Regions from separate parts of the Homo sapiens genome. Here region 1 is linked to region 2. A link is a contact called in ENCODE Hi-C or POLR2A ChIA-PET data. All regions are on one chromosome and are shown on one strand. Each heading gives the region's core, a stretch centred on a gene start or an enhancer-like site at or near the end of the contact. The rest is flanking DNA. Distances are from core to core; before and after follow the strand shown.

Evidence for each region. Hi-C counts contacts between places; a loop is a spot of excess contacts on that map. ChIA-PET counts read pairs that join two places held with the same protein, here RNA polymerase II (POLR2A). Pooled maps may share reads with other maps.
Region 1: a loop to region 2 is called in a map with no recorded cell type, with 4 times the contacts of the local background. The contact joins two enhancer-like sites. A Hi-C loop is called at or near these places in 2 of 168 maps with a recorded cell type or tissue (B cell and GM12878), 36 of 37 single-sample maps with no recorded cell type and 6 of 50 pooled maps. POLR2A ChIA-PET finds 5 or more read pairs at or near these places in 2 of 52 experiments (GM12878 and activated B cell).

Annotation. Positions count from the first base shown.
Region 1 is chr15:99,503,333-99,506,032 of GRCh38, forward strand. LOC105371019 (a long non-coding RNA gene) reads right to left here. Exons shown (of 3, transcript XR_001751710.2): 2 at 85-193. Among named protein-coding and RNA genes, the nearest start is that of MEF2A, 61 kb to the right of the region's middle. RefSeq lists an enhancer at 1,235-1,364. Within about 2 kb of position 1,384, at least 5 of the 41 ENCODE cell types and tissues checked have a DNase peak (open chromatin) inside an H3K27ac peak, as active enhancers do; they include B cell and GM12878, where a contact is called at or near this core.
Region 2 is chr15:99,630,000-99,632,857 of GRCh38, forward strand. The region is part of intron 2 of MEF2A (myocyte enhancer factor 2A); the gene reads left to right. Among named protein-coding and RNA genes, the nearest start is that of MEF2A, 65 kb to the left of the region's middle. Within about 2 kb of position 1,377, at least 7 of the 41 ENCODE cell types and tissues checked have a DNase peak (open chromatin) inside an H3K27ac peak, as active enhancers do; they include B cell and GM12878, where a contact is called at or near this core.

The DNA of each region.
Region 1 (2,700 bases), core at 134-2,633, 130 kb before region 2:
AGATGTAAGCCATCAGATAACAAAGAAAAAACACGACAAGAAGAGAAACAAATATTTCAGGGCACTGCTCTTGTCATTCCTCACCCCTGAATGCACCGATCACCCTGGCCAGCAGAGATGGCTCCCGCCTCCTTGTTCAGCTCTTACGGTCACGGGGTTTGCCTTCCTCGCTGATGCCACCAGCATCCTTTGGCTGGAAACAAAACAGCCCCATCAATTCAGATTGTTCTTAGGAGCTTTCAGAGGAGATATTGGTTGCATTTAACACACAGTCGGGGCCAAAATAAAGGCTGGGTAGGTGCCCGGGTTATTCAGCGGGAAATGACATCCTGCTCAGGTACACAAATGTCATGCTCCCCAAGCCCTGACACAGGCAAACCGTCTCACAGCCTTCCTTCCCCAGGACTCCAGATTTTCCAACCGATGGTTCTCTTCTTGCCTTCAGACACAACCTGTCCCGTTTGGGAAGGCCAAGACAGGAGACCACAGTGGCAGGGAGCAAACAGGAAACATGAGAGTGGTATCACTGACCTAATCTTTTCCTTTGCAGAAACAATCTCAATTAAAATGCATCACTTCAGAAACCCTATGAAGGACCCGCTCTGTGAATTCTTTCGAAGGTCATCTTAATAATCCAAACCAGTTGCCCAACCAGGAAAGAATTATTCTCTAACATAATTGAAAACACCCACAGGCAGGTGCTTATTGCTTGTGAAAATGAAGACTCATGCATCATTGGAGCCTTAGTTCCAGAGAAGGTGGGATGTGCACGGATCTGTTCTTTTGACAAAGCAGCATGAGGAAAAAGACTCTGTGGCCATTGCCCCTAAAAATAAAGGTATCCTGCCAAGCTTCTCACTGGCATCCTCAGCTTCCCCTTTCTGAGGCTGAGATGAGGTTTCCTTGGCCTCCTCACCCCCACCACCATAGAGCAGAGAGGCCCAAAGTCTGTTCTCAAAATCACTCACATTCAAATGTGAGTAACTGACATCAGCCAAATTGGGAACCAGAGTCAAATCTGAAACTCAAAGGAAAAAGCTTCCAGATAAACTTCAGAGATCTTCACTGTGGGGAGATGGGGGGGACCAACTAGATGGAGTAGGGGATCTTTATGGCCACTGTTTCTCTGAAGGGACAGAAGGACCAGGCTCACTAGGTCTGGGTGGAAACCCTAGCTCTGAAAGTTCCTTCTTACATGGCTTTGAGATGATTACTCGGGGTGGTTCTGAGCTTACTTATTGCATCATAAAAAGGAGAGACCCATGCGGACTTCTCAGGGCGAGGATGAAGTGGGATGCTATTTGTGAAGGTGTTTGGCCCATCAAGGTGTCCATAGGACTAAAGACCCTACGCAGAAACACTCGTGGCCAGGACCGGGCTCCTCCAGGCTGTGGTCAGAGCGGGCCAGGTTCTAGTGGAAAACTCTGCCTCAGTCAAGGGCTGCTCAGGGGTTGGTGCTCTCAGTAGAAAGCCAGTCTCTGGTACGTGACTGGCACAACCTACAGGGGCTTCCAGAACCCGTCACAGCAGTGTGCCTGGCCTGCAGGGTACCTGAGCATTGCTCTCTTAACCTAGCATTTATTCATCAACCTCCTGGAGCTCCTCCTGGAGGCCTGGCTTCAGAATGAGTCATATTGCCCGACACCACACTCTTTTGTTTAGAATTGATACAGGACATGGGGTTCCTGTGAAATTAGCTTGAAATTAATTTAGCCACAATAGCTTATTGTTAGATTTAATTGTAAATGAAACAATTCACCAGGGACGTTTCACTTTGTAAACAAGCACCTCAGAGTCAGCAGGGAATTTGGGTATTTTTTTTCCTACTCTCTAGTCGCTGCATAGGTTTTTACAAAATTTGTGGCCAAGCATAAAAAGCATTTTGGACACGGCTTTGGAGGGACAGCCCACTGCCATTCGTCACCCTCTTAGGTGCCCTGGCACTGGGTAGGAGCAGTCTGCTTTCACGCAGCCTGCTGGGCACAGGAAGGTGCTCTTTGCTGCAGTCAATACATTGTCCAAAAATCACCCTGACTCCATTCCAGAATCCCCAGTGCTCCTGCAGAAGCATCAGTGCTGCTCATATTAAAGAGTCCAAAAAACAGGGTCTGGGCAGTCCAGGCTATGGTTTCCTTCAGAAGCCCTGAAGCCAGTGTTTCTTAGAACATGATGCCACACCACCGTTGGAACATACAGTTATTATCAACATATAGTTCTCATGTTAATGGTTACATGTTCATTTTAAGATGTATTAAAACAAAAATCATTCCTCAAAACTGTGATTTCATGGCAATACACATAAGTTTACATTAAAAGGCAGGTCAGCCAGGGACAGTGGCTCATGCCTGTAATCCCAGCACTTCGGGAGACTGAAGTAGGCAATTGCTTGAGCCCAGGAATTTGAGATCAGCCTGGTCAACACGGCAAAACCCTGTCTTTACAAAAAATACAAAAATTAGCTGTGCATGGTAGTGCATGCCTCCCAGCTACTTGGGAAGCTGAGGCAGGAGAATCATCTGAGTCTGGGAAGTGGAAACTGCAGTGAACTGTGATTGTGTCACTGCACGCCAGCCTGGGTGACAGAGGACACCCTGTCTCAAAAAGGAAAAAAAAAAAAAAAAAAAAGGTAGGTCAATATGAAGAAGAGTAATTTAAAATTAAAAAAAATTAAAAAGTAAATTATATGCAACTTAAAACCAG
Region 2 (2,858 bases), core at 127-2,626:
CCCGTCCCTCTCTTCTCCCTCCCCTCTTTCTTTCCTTCTCCCCCTCTCTCCCCTTTGATGTTCCTAAGTGTGGTTTTCTTTGTATTTATTTTGCTTGAGGATTGATAGAGCTTCTTGAATCTGTGGCTCGATGTCTCATTGGTCAGTTTTGAAAGTTCTTAGCTATTATGTCTTCAGATATTTTTTTCTTGCCTATATGTTTTCTCCTCCCCTCTGAGACTCCAGTTACATGTACTTTGTATCCGTTTTCCATGTGCTGTAATTTCTCATTCTTTTCTATATTTCTCATTCTCTTTTTGTGCTTCAGTCTAGGTGTTTTATTGTTTCCTGTCTTCTGGGTTGATTCTTTCTTCAGCTGTGTCTAAAGTATTATTAAAACCATCCATCACTTCTTTTTCAAAATTGTATTTTTTGATTTCATGTTTTCCACTTTTTGTTTATGAAAATTCTTCATTTTACTTTTTAATTCCTTGAACATTTAACTTGTTTTAAACTTTTTTCTGATAACACCATTATCTGGATCTACTGTGAATCTGTTTCTATTGCCATTTTAAAAATCTTGGTTTCAGTTGGGTTTTGACCGGTTATATTTTGATTTCCAGACATTTATATGAAACGTGAAAAAATGTGAATTTCTAGATGATGTTATCTTTCTGCTGAGAATTACTTTTGCTACTGGTATGCAGCTAGGCCAATAAGAGTAGTTGGCCCGGATTGCCTTAATCGAATGAGGGATTGAGATGATTTAAAGCTGTGCTTCTCTTCCTGCGTGGGCTAGTCTGTTGCTAGTTCACCTTTATACCTAGAGTATAGTTCTTTGGAGTCTGTCCCTATGCCTGATGTGTTTGCCAGGGCTGCTCCTCCTTGGCAGACCCTAAATCCAAGTTTTGTATGTCCGCCCACAGGTCTCTTGAAAGCTCTGTTAACTTTCTCAGTCTCTCGGGCAGTAGTTTTGGAATCTACAGGCAGATGAGTCCAGAGACTGGTCTCACCTATTTCTTCCAGATCTCCGCCCTGCAGATTCTCTAGTTTTGAAAGTTCTCTAGTGTATAAAACAGATTATCTTGTGTTTTTCTTTTCTAGTTGTTCTCAAAGGAAGGTTGGTTTGAAGCAAACTACTCCACCATTGTCAAAAGCAAAAAATGCCCAAATATGTTCTGGAATTAAGAATTTTTTAGGTGATATAAGGTAGTACACTGTATCCATCTTACAGCCATTAAAATATCTTGCATGCCTTAGCGATACTGTCTCTGTAGTAAAATGTATTAATATTTCTCTTGCCTACTACAGTACAAGTGTTTATATTGGGAATTGGATACAATGTGATCTGTTAAAAGAAATATTCTACAACACAGCCTGTTTGATTGGGCCCCACGAGTGACTAGCCATCTTTCAGTTCCTCTAATGTTTCCTGTTCCCTTTTGTCATGGGGCTTTTGTACATGTTGTTCTCCCTGCCTAATATGTATATCTCATACTCGAGTTTGAGTATGAGACACATCCTCAGGGGAGCCTTTCCTGAACCATAAATTTAATTCAGATAAATGAACTTTCTAGTTTGGAATTATGCAAACTCATTTGCATTATGGTTTGATTAATGTCTTTTTCTTCTACTAGACTCTGAACTCTGCTAGATTAGGAATCATATCCTTTTTTTTTTTTCTGACCATGTTATCCTCTGTGCATAGTTCAGTGTTTGGAAGTACATTTATTAGAAGTAGGTGAACAATTAATAGGTTATCAGTTAATAGATGATCAACTACTGTTTGTATCAATGAAGAAATAAAATAATGAGGGAAGATAAATAAGAAATGCTGTGCTGATGTTAGTGCTGGAAATGATAAGAAACGAAAGGCTTATAGCTTTTGAGCAAAAGCCAGATTTAATCACACACTGGATTTGCACAGTACAATTGAAGTTTTATTGATACACATGTACAGTATTGAAAATACTTGCATAAAATTCCCATGGGAATGTATTATTATGACTGTTGTATTATAGCATTCATGCCCCCATCTCCTCGTATTTTTATTATGTAAGTCTGAAAGCACTAGGTTTTTAAAATGACACAGCCATCATTCAGAACATGACAAACTATATCATTTCCAGTCATCCTACTACACAGAATAAATGGAATAAAAAACGCTTGAAAGATTTTTTAAGTCTTGAAGGAAAGCAGACTTAAAATTTATACACACACACACGAAGGTGCTGTGGTTTATTCTACCAAGGGAAATTGATTTTCACTTCATCTGGAAGTGCAAACTGAATCTTGACTGATAAGGAGGTGTTCATTAAATGGCCAAAGGAATGTTTCATTTAAATGCATATTTTTACGAAAGTATATAGTGGCTTTGTGAATTGACAAATAGTGATTTGGCTGGAGGCTAGGGCAATTTGCAAGAATTTGAAAAGACAGATTGGGGCTATCCAGATTAGTTCATTGTTTGGTATGGAGGTCATCAGAAGTTTTTAAGGATATTCTGTGTTGTGAAGAACAGAAGTGCTGGAACCAGATTCCCTGAGTTTATAACCCCAAGCTCTGCCCCTTACTACGTGACCTTGGGCGTATTGCTTAATTTTTCTGTGTCTCAGTGTCTCTATTTATAAAATGGAGGTAATAATTATAGATTGCTATTAGGATTGAATGAGTTAAGACATGTCCATGCTTAGGAAAATGTCTAGTACATAGAAGAATCTCAGTAAGGCTTGGCTCTTGTTGCTATTATTGTATACATTGAGAAAACCTCAAACATTATTGTTGCATTAGTTTAACCAGAACTAGAGACACAAAGAGATTCAAGAGGTATTTTAGGGGTAAAGTTAACAAGACTTCAACTTATTTACTAATTTTGTATA